Linked DNA regions of Homo sapiens: region 1 is linked to region 2. A link is a loop called in an ENCODE intact Hi-C map of the cell type or tissue named here. Cell type or tissue: Caco-2. All regions are shown on one strand. Each heading gives the region's core, and the rest is flanking DNA. Links, peaks and the distances in the headings are about the cores only.

Evidence for each region. A loop is a pair of places that touch in the nucleus more often than their neighbours do. Peaks named below come from ENCODE experiments on the same cell type or tissue, not always from the same donor. Only the 100,000 strongest peaks of a DNase experiment are listed, where the experiment ranks them.
Region 1: a loop joins it to region 2, with 5 times the contacts of the local background. A loop is called at or near these places in 22 of 110 quality-filtered maps.

What each region holds. Positions count from the first base shown.
Region 1 is chr11:96,270,359-96,275,746 of GRCh38, forward strand. All of the region lies in intron 1 of MAML2 (mastermind like transcriptional coactivator 2), which reads right to left. Among named protein-coding and RNA genes, the nearest start is that of MIR1260B, 68 kb to the right of the region's middle. In Caco-2, for the core only: no CTCF peak of the experiment used is centred there; a DNase peak (open chromatin) is centred at 2,349; H3K4me3 peaks cover 167 bases.
Region 2 is chr11:96,334,838-96,340,220 of GRCh38, forward strand. All of the region lies in intron 1 of MAML2 (mastermind like transcriptional coactivator 2), which reads right to left. Among named protein-coding and RNA genes, the nearest start is that of MIR1260B, 3.9 kb to the right of the region's middle. RefSeq lists a silencer at 4,428-4,722. In Caco-2, for the core only: no CTCF peak of the experiment used is centred there; a DNase peak (open chromatin) is centred at 777.

The sequences.
Region 1 (5,388 bases), core at 298-5,297, 65 kb before region 2:
GAGTGTAGTGGTGCGATCTTGGCTCACTGCAACCTTTGCCTCCCGGGTTCAAGCAATTGTCCTGACTCAGCCTCCCGAATAGCTGGGATTACAGACGGGTGCCACCACACCTGGTTATTTTTTTGTATTTTTAGTAGATATGGGGTTTCACCATGTTGGTCAGGCTGGTCTCGAACTCCTGACCTCGTGATCCGCCTGTCTTGGCCTCCAAAAGTGCTGGGATTACAGGCATGAGCCACCATGTCCAGCCACCATTTCTTATTAATACAATAGCTTCCTATATAATCTCCTTAAAATTTCCCTCCTCCTGTCTTTTTAAAAACACAACAGCGAGAATGATCCATTGAATACCTAAGTCAGATTATGCCACTTCTCTGCTTAAAACCCTCCAGTACCTTCCTGTAATGGTTAACATTAACTGTTAATTTGACTGGATTGAAAGATGCAAAAGTATTGTTCCTGGGTGTCTGTGAGGGTGTTGCCAAAGGAGATTAACATTTGAGTCAGTGGATCGGGAAAGGCAGACCCACCCTCAATGTGGGTAGGTACCATCTAATCAGCTGCCAGTGTGGCTAGAGTAAAGCAGGCAGAAGACGTTGGAAAGAGCAGACTTGCTGAGTCTTCTGGCCTCCATCTTTCTCCTGTGCTGGATGCTTCCTGCCCTCGAACATCAGACTCCAAATTCTTTAGCTTCTCGACTCTTGGACTTACACCAGTGGTTTGCCAGAGGCTCTCACACCTTTGGCCACAGACTGAAGTCTTCACTGTTGGCTTCCTTACCTTTGAGGTTCGGGACTTGGACTGGCTTCCTTGCTCCTCAGCTTGTAGGCAACCTATTTGTGGGACTTCATCTTGTGATCCTGTGAGTCAATTCTCCTAATAAACTCCCCTTCAGGTATACATATATCCTATTAGTTCTGTCCCTTTAGAGAACCCTGACTAACACAGATTTTGGTACCAGGAGTGGGAACCAGTTAAGACTTTGGGTGACTGTTGGAAGGGTGTGATTGTGTTTTGAAGTGTGAGGACATGAGATTTGGGAGGGGCCAGGACTGGAATGATATAGTTTGGCTTGGCCCCACCCAAATCTCATCTTGAATTGTAGTTCCCATAATCCTCACTTGTCATAGGAGGGACCCAGTGGGAAGTAATTGAATCATGGGAGCAGTTACCTCCATGCTGTTCTCATGATAGTGAGCAAGTTCTCATGAGATCTGGTGGTTTTATAAGGGGCTTTTCCCCCACTTTGCTCTGCACTTCTCCTTGCTGCCACCATGTGAAGAAAGATGTGTTTGCTTCCCCTCCCACCATGATTGTAAGTTCCCTGAGGCCTCCTCAGCCCTGCTCAACTGTGAGTCAAATAAACCTCTTTATAAATTACCCAGCCTCAGGTATGTCTTTATTAGCAGCATGAAAACAGACTAATACACTTCCCATCTAATTCAGAACAAAAGCTGAAATCTTTTCAGTGGTCTACAAGGCCGTATGCAACCTGCCTCCAAGACCGCATTACTTCTTTGATATCAATTCCCATTTCTCTCTCCTTCGCTTACTGCTCTGACCATATGGGCCACCTTGTTATTCCTAGAGCATTCCAGGGATACTCCTGTCTCAGAATGTTTGCACTTTTTCTTCAGCCTGCCTAAGAATGCTCTTTCCCCTGATGTCTGCTTGGTACTATCCTACACCTCCTTCAGGTCCTTGCTCAAATGCCACCTTCTCAGTGAGGCTTCTATAACCTTCCTATTTAAAACTGACTCCTTTCTCTGACTTATTTTATACCACAACACGTGCCACCATCCAACATCCTATGCATTGTACTTGTGTTGTGTTGTGTTTTCTCTGCTAGAATGTAAGCCCCATGAGAACAGGAATTTTTGTTTGCTCAACATGTGCCTACTACAGTGCCTGGCATATAGTAGGACTCAATAAATATTTGAGTAGATAACATTTAAATATGCTTAAATTTCAATTGTTACATATATTGAAACCTCTTGGTTTACACGCCTCTTCCAGGTTAAGGGCTTCTGTGATCTCACAAGAGGCATCCACCTTATCAGGGTCAAATTTTTCAGACATTTTTCACATAAATGGTCAACTGCCTGAACCTAAAAAGTTTTTAGAAAACAGGACATATTATGAGTGGGAAACAAACAAACAAAAACCAACATATATTTAAATACCTTCCAAGAAAATCTCAGAAGCAGCCCACCAGATTTAGATACTATATACTTGGCTATGTTGTTTTGCAAAGGCTGGAAACATAAGGAAGTTCTGGAAGTCAGCAAACACCAGTATTTGGCCTTAAAATGATTTAACACACACAAAAATGGCACTGTGCCTTTGGAGACCTGGAATGCAGCATTACAGGTTTTCTCCAAAACAGTTTCATTTACTTAACATTACTCTGACCCTTTAACTTCTAACTTGCTGTACAATTAAGCTATTTAAGCCTTCGACTTAGTGCTCTTTGTGCTACAATCTGGGTCTAAAGTGAAGCAAAAACCACCCTACACCTTTCTGTTTTACTTAAGGTTATTCTGTCCCATGAAGAGGTTTACATATGCAAATTTTAGCACCACATCTGTTTAGCACGCAGTTGTAAGGCTGAGACTATTTCTATTTTACTTTTTCATTCCATAAACATTTATTCAGCCCCTACTATATGTGTTTCAGGCACAGAGAATCAGAATTTTTTTTTCTTGCCTGTTTCAATGCAAAAAGTTCCTACGTAATGCTGATCACATTAAAGTTTGTTACCATGGAAACAAGAGGACAGTCACAATCAGAACTGGCATCAAGTTGCATTGAAAGTAAGGTACTGCTTCTGACAGCAATTGAAAACAATCTGAATTCTGTACTGTTTATAAATCAAGGCAATAATCTTGTCTGTCTTGCACAGCCTTTCTTATTTCCCCATAAAAGTTGTAAATGACTTTTGGAAAAAAAGTTTATCTCTTGAAACGTATTTTTTTTTAAAGTTCAAATTAGATTAAAAGGAACACAATTTACTGGGCTTCACCAATATTTGACCTGGGAAAAATTAGGCTACCCCAAAATAGTAATTTCATGCAAATGAAGTAATTTACTGTCATATGTTTAAACAAATGGTTGTTAATTTTGGAACTTTTTTTCTTCTTTTGTAGCTTTCATCCTTATCCTTGTTTATCTTATTCATATTTTTTCTTTCTATTGCAAGTTATTCTCCATAGTGCTAAAAAGAAAAAAGAAAGCAAACATCATCGGAAATATGAATAAGGGACCTAAGTTAGAGTCCAGTTTAGTCTATGTAGTAGTTATGTGACTTAGGGCAAGCTATTTTATGACTGTGGGACTCAGTTTTCTCATCTGCAAAATGGGGGTGATACTCCCTAAATTATTGAGATTTAAATAAGACAATTTGTAGGATGCCTGGTATATAACAAGTAAGGAGATAGCCAGCCTCCATATCAAATTTGTGATATAAGGCAAGATGCTTGCCTTTCCCAGGCCTTCATTTTTCATATATCAAATGGAGATTTAAAACTTTTCATTTACTAAACTCTTTGGATTGTTGCAGGGGTCAAATCCTTATTTTTACATTTTTACAACATGTAATTCCCATTCATTATAAGATAGTATCATCCTGTTATCCTGTCTCCTTTCTTAGTTGCAGTCTCTCTTGGTATTTTCATTTATTCCTAGTTCTTTTTCTTGTTTCTTTTTCTTTTTCCTTTTCCTTTTTTTTTTTTTTTTTTTTTTTTAGAAGGAGTCTCGCTCTGTAGCTCAGGCTGGAGTGCAGCGGCGCCATCTTGGCTCACTGCAAGCTCCGCCTCGCGGGTTCACGCCATTTTCCTGCGTGAGCCTTTCTGCTAGCTGGGACCACAGGAGCCCGCTACCACGCCCTGCTAATTTTTTTGTATTTTTAGTAGAGACGGGGTTTCACGTGTTAGCCAGGATGGTCTCGATCTCCTGACCTTGTGATCGGCCCACCTCGGCCTTCCAAAGTACTGGGAATACAGGCGTGAGCCACCGCACCTGGCCCCTACTTTTATAAAGGATTTCTCATCTTTTTCTTTATAGACATCTTTACACGTCTCTTTCTCTCTACTATAGCTTTCCTGTTGTTGTATTTTTGTTTCTCTGTTAACTATAAAGTTTTAGAGTATTTCTTTTATTTGTCCTTATTCCTTATGAATTATGTAGTTATTTCTATTATGAAAACTTTAAAAACCAGAAATATTAAATTAGGTATTAATTAATGTTTAATTATAGGTTTAGTTAAACCTATTAATTAATTAAACTATTACTAATGAAAAGGCTAGCAATGTGGAATTGCATTGGAAAAATAAAACATAAGTTGAAACAGATGCTGCTCATGAGCTATATAGCTCATATGTCTAACTCTTTTATATCTGGATTAGATGTTTAATTTGGAAAAAAATGCATTCTTTTTGTAAATATTCAAATATTGCTAAAAGGTCTAAGAAGAAAATAAATATCACCTGAATCTAATACCCTAGAGATCACTACTGTAAATAGTTTGATGAACTTGTCATGAATCTCAATGTATATATGTGCATATTAGATATGTATAATTTCACATAAATGGGCTCATTTATACATATTTTAAAGTCTACTTATTCACTTAATTTATTGTTGCACTAATTCCATGTTAATGTATATGTATTGTATCTCAATTTTAATGGCTGCATAATATTCCATTGTATAGATGTATCATAATATATTTAATAAATTCCCTATGGGTGGACATTTAGGTTACTTGCCCCTTTCTGCTATAATAAAAATGCTGCAGAGAATAACCTTTGTGCCCAGATCCCTTTAGAATAATGGCTAAAAATATAATTAATGAATGAGTTCTTAAACATATCCTAACTTTTGCATTTTCTTCTTTATCCAAACACTAAGGAATTTTTTTTTTTTTTTTTTTTTTTTTTGAGACAGAGTCTCGCTCTGTCACCCAGGCTGGAGTGCAGTGGCGTGATCTCTGCTCACTGCAAGCTCTGCCTCCTGAGTTCACACCATTCTTCTGCCTCAGCCTCCCGAGTAGCTGGGACTATAGGCACCCGCCACTACGCCTAGCTAATTTTTGTATTTTTAGTAGAGATGGCCGTGTTAGCCAGGATGGTCTTGGTCTCCTGACCTCGTGATCCACCCGCCTTGACCTCCCAAAGTGCTGGGATTACAGGCATGAGCCACCACACCCGGCCAGAATTTTTCTTTCTTTTTGTACAACTCAGACCATGTGACAACTTAAAGTGAAATTCAACATCAGTGCTGTTGTAGGTAAAACTGCCTGAAGCAGGACACTTGAGAAGTGTAGAAAGCTTTGTTTTTCCATTAATTTTCCCTAAGTTAAACATTCCTACCATAGAAATAATAGCACAT
Region 2 (5,383 bases), core at 384-5,383:
ATTTTCATATCCATTCCTTCAGTAATTTGGCTATGGTAGGGTCCAGCTCTCTAGTTGTCCTCAACCTGTGGAGAATATGTGAACTTCTCTCTTCATGTCCTCTATAGGGAAGTGGAATAGCTTTTGCTCTTTTACCTCTGTTTCTCACAAATGTGTAGGCCAAGGTTGAAGCTAGTCAATAGCCCATTCACTACCGTCAGCATCCAAGCATCATGCCATGAATCAGGGAGGAGGGAGATGTTGGCTTTTCTCCTTTGCCATCTTTCCTTAGGGTCCCTTACTTTTCCCTTGTAAACAAGAACTAAATGGGGGAAACTGGTATCCAACTGGACCTTAAGGCAAGTAAAAAATTTGTAACACATCTGTATTACAAGCAAGGAAATAAGTACATCTCAAAGACCATCTAAAATAATGCTTTTCTCACGAATTTTTGTTCATGATTTTTTTAATAATGAGAATACCTTTTCCACATTAGTATACAGGCAAACTCATTTGTTGGGAAGACTGATTTACACATCAAGAGAGTATAAACACTTTTACCAACAGGGCATTTCTTGTTTGCACTGGAAGGCCCAGTGAACCTAAGAAGCGAGGTATAGCTTGGTCTGCTTCTTTTACTTCCTCTTCTGCATCTAGCTAGTGTGCTTTAAAACTATGTCCTTTTAGTGTCAAAGGGCATGTCATGCAGTATATAACTCACCATGAATGGGAGAATGTGTAAATAGCAAGGCATTAAGCAGCTCAAGGGACTTGAAGATGGGTAGTACAGAGCACTTAGGCAATGCGCTGTGAGAAGAGGCTGCTGGAGGGGAAATGTAATACTTGTCTTCAAGTATATGAAGGATTATTATTGCATCATAGCTGTTGATTCCTTGGAGCCGTCCTTGCTCTACCATTTTCCAGGGCTTCTGATTTGCTCTTACCGGATCTCCAGGCCCTCCAGGATGTGGATCAATCTCATTTGTCCCCCTCAGTACTCACGTCCAGCCACACTCAGTCAAGCACTGCTCTGTTCCCCAAACACTTAACTTACATGCCTGCACTCAGCGACCCCAATCCCACATTTCCGTATTTTCTCCCTCTTCTCAGGCCCTGCTGGTGACCCATGTTCTCATATAGCTATCCCTGGCCTATATTTGAATCTCTCTACTACCAACTACTAGTGGTACTCATGTTTTGAGCACCTACTATGTATCAGGCACTATGCTGACTGTTTTGCTAAATAACTTTAGCTTTATTTTGCAGATGAAAATACTGATGCCAAGAAAATAACAAAATTATTTTCTCATATTCATACAGCTAGTAAGTATAACATAGGGACCTGAACATGGTCTAACTATAAAATCTATGCATTAAATTATTCAATTTAAGCTTCAGTTTCCTTATATGTAAAATGGGACAAATGTTGATTACTCACCTGTTTTTTGCAGGCCTTACATAAAATATGTAATTAAAAAGCCTTGTACATTCTAGGACTCAGTAAATATTTGTTCCTCTCTTCCTCTGATTTTTCTATATCAGTTTTGGTCCATTCTACCTGGTTAGTACTTTTCCTGTTACTTTATTGAAGTGGTTTTGCATACCATTAGGCTGTAAGTAAGCAGGGACAATGTCTTTAGCTGTATTTCTCCTTATTCTCCCAGGAAGCCTGCTGGAGTGTGACGGAAATTAGCATGAAAATGCAAAATAAAAAATTTAGAATTGTTTTCACTAAACATTGCCCTGCCTGTGAACATAAACATATATAAGGGTCTGGATTAAAGAACAAGAAAGCAGTAGAATCCATTCAGAAAGGCTTAGCTGCCATGGATAGCAGAACTGGATGACTGTTTTCAGATTCCCTTTCAGGCTTTCTTAGATTAAATAACAGTGCTAAACACAAACACAAACAACAACAAAAAAACAAAAACAGCTAATTATGGCCACTCTTTTAGTCATATTTAAATTGGTATGTCTAAGAACATCTGAAAGCCCATATTTAAACATATTGGTATTTAAAAATGTTTACAATACAGAAGCCATAAGTGATTAAACATTACGATTTAGAAACATTTGATGAACATCACCTACCAATATTATTTCAAAGAAAGCAGATGCCTTCTATAAACAAACATTGTCCTAAACAAGCAAGATATCTTGGTTTACATGATAACATCACCTTGATGTCAAAGAAAGGTTTTTATCAATTTTTTGTAAAGTATTATACTAACTCCTCTCTCCACTTGAACCCTTTTGCCTTTGTGAGATCTTATAATTATATTTACTTGAAATAAGTGGTAGGAAGGTCCTAGATAGATAAGAATTCTCCTTTTTTTTTACTTTGTTCTAGAAAACAGAACGAAAATAGGTCAGTTTTTAAGGAAATGATGGCTGCATATATAAATAATATAAACACTCCTATCACTGTCCTAGGAGGACATTTATCATGTAGACAGCCATAGATACCCAGATCTGGCCTCCCACTTACAGCTCTCAACTTTTTAATTGTCAATTGGAAACTTGATTATTATCAGTTAAAAATAACCAGGGTACTCTGGCAATGATTTAACTTGTTTGACTTTCTTAAGCTAACAATTAACATTTTAGACAATTGTTGACAAAATATTTAACTCTCCCATGCATTTGTGTAAACAACTTTTCTAATATGCCTTAGATGTTCTGGGGGACACATCTTTCCAAAGCTTCCCAGGTCCATGCAGAGGCCTGTAAAGTAGATGCATTCAAAGACTCCAAAGACTTTCATAGCATTGCACTAGGATTTCCTGGGACCTTCAGGAACACTTAAGTATACGGATACGTCAGTCTTATCTTGACAGCAGTAAATTTGAAATGCCAATCCCTCTATTTACAATAAGTGCTATTTCATCATTTAAAACCGACAACTGAAAGCTGAGTATACATTTAACTCCTAGAAGAACCAGTATTATCATTCATTGTTTAGAAGTTTATTACTACTAACACTAGTATTGCATTTTGGCAGTGCTTAATTTTTCCTAAAGCTTGTTCAGAAAAACACGCTCATTTGCTTCTCTCAACAAGCTGGGGCAGCATGATTGTCCTCTCTGTTCCACAGATGACTGCTAAGTGACTTGTCCTAGGTAACCCAGATGGTGATCCAGCAGGCACAAAACCAAGGGATGTAGGCTCCTTGTCTGATCTACTTTCTTTCCTCCACATGACATTAGAGAAAAGATAATCTCTGAAGCCAGAGATGACATGGAACCACTTATCTAGTGATCCTAGCAACACAATCTATGCAACAGAAAAAGAGCTTGTCTCAGGCAAAAGGGAAAGATTAATAATGTACCACAGAAGCTCTAAACCTTACTGTTCCATGGACCAGCAATTATTCAGTTTCACAGTTCATTCAAAGATTCAAACATACTTCACCAGAAAATGAGTTAGTGCCTAAAGTCTGCTCCAAGTGGTTAGAAATGCAGATCTGCTCAAAGCCCTATAATCCGGGCCCTCTGAAAGGCCCTGTTCCTGCAGACTCTGCAGCAGCGGGGCTTCCCCTGAACTTGTACTTGAGCTAAATGAAGAAACTGGCTGAGTAAGGGCTGTAGAATTAGGCTGTCAATGTGGACAGAATTAAAACTGGCTTGGAGGTTATTCTTGCATTGTTCTTGAAACTTAAGGCTATTGAAAGGATTCAGACATTATATATTCCTTGCTGTATAATACCCATGAAAGTCAACATTATCCCACCAAACAGAAGTTGTCCTTTCACCTTCATTCAACAAATATTACCCACTGTCTTCAAGGCATTGTACTAGAAGGTATGCAGGATACAAAGCTTTCATCTGAGGACACAGCACATCTTTGATTTTAGATGATCAATATTCTCTCCCTTTCTCCAAAGGACATTTATGGCCACTTATGGCATACGAATTAACTATTAAAGTTATACATTCAACACACCTAAGTCACATAAATCTGGTTATGGACACAGTAGCAATAAAATTAAGAAAAAATTCTGACACTCACCCTGAACAAAGGCCCTTTTAAAATTAATAGCATATCTGAAAAATAAGAGGAGCCCGAGTAAAGTGAGACCTGCCAATGTAATGGGCTTGGTGAATCACTTCAAAATGCCCAGGCCTCCCTTTGGACACAATGTTATCAGGTTAATACAGCACTTGCATCACCATCTCTGAGTACCGTGCTGAGTAACAACGGGCCAAATTTAGCAGCTAAAATGGAGAGGGAATTTCCAACAACCCGTGCAATGCCACATATTCTCAGTGAAAAGCAACTACTAGAAATATACTATCCCTTACCCTCCTAACTTAAACTGTGCCTCTCTGCATCATCACTACACCTGGAGAGGGAGCTCCTCTAAGGGAATGTCTCAGGAGATGGCTGGTGGTTAGAAGAGAGAAAGATTCCCTCTTAGGCCAGAGGTAGCACAGCAGCCAGCTATGGCTTCTGCAGCAGTAAGCTTTCAGTCGGGAAGGGCCAGACACCGCTCCCTCACTTCCCTCCCAGCATGGGTATTGCTACTGTAAAGTTACCACGACCACTAAAGTTGGTTTCATTTCCCATCATGAAACACCCTAGAAAAAAAAGGCTGTCTCAGCTTACTGCCAAGTTGGACAAAAGCAGAAGCTCAAAGAACAAGGCCAGAGGCAAACATGCCACCTTTCCTTCAGAGGCTGGGCTGTGAAGGCCACAAGGGAAGCCCACTGTGGCTCTTCACGGCCCCGCTCCGGCCTTGACACCCCGGGCAGAGATCAGTCTTCTCCACTCAGGGTTGGGCCGGGTGCCTCACTTGCGGTTCCATCCCCAGAAACACTTACCAGGAGACTGTGAAGCACACAAAGCCGCATTATTGGGAGACTTGCAGACAGATTATAAATTTACTGGGGACAATCAAGGCATTTAGATACTTTTGGCTACAGATGCTGGTGACACACACATACATACAAACCTCATTCTTCTCTCCATTTGAGCGATTCTTTACCCCCCTCCTTTACCCTAACATCTCTTTTTTCACAAAACAACCTCCCACTGCTTTCCTAGGGAATTCCAGGGAGAAGCGGGAATAGAGCAGGTGGTAGAAAAAGGATATTAGGCTTCGAAGCTCTAATACAACCCCACAAGCTAGTGCTGCTATTCAAGGGTAAAACTGTAAACCCTGTGCAGTTTAACTGTTGGTAGTTATTTTTCATCTGGAGCTGGCCTCAAGGAGTCCCATTCCTAGGTAGCCCAAGTAAATGTGCTTATGGCTGGGGAGAAAAGCACCATCCTACTCCCCAGAGATTCCCAGGGTCTTCGTCACCATGGACCCAGGCCAGGGATTAAGGGAAGCCAGAAAGAGCCATCCTGAGCGTCTGGCCAGAGGATGTCCTCTCCCGAGAGCTCAATATCAAGCTCCTTTGGA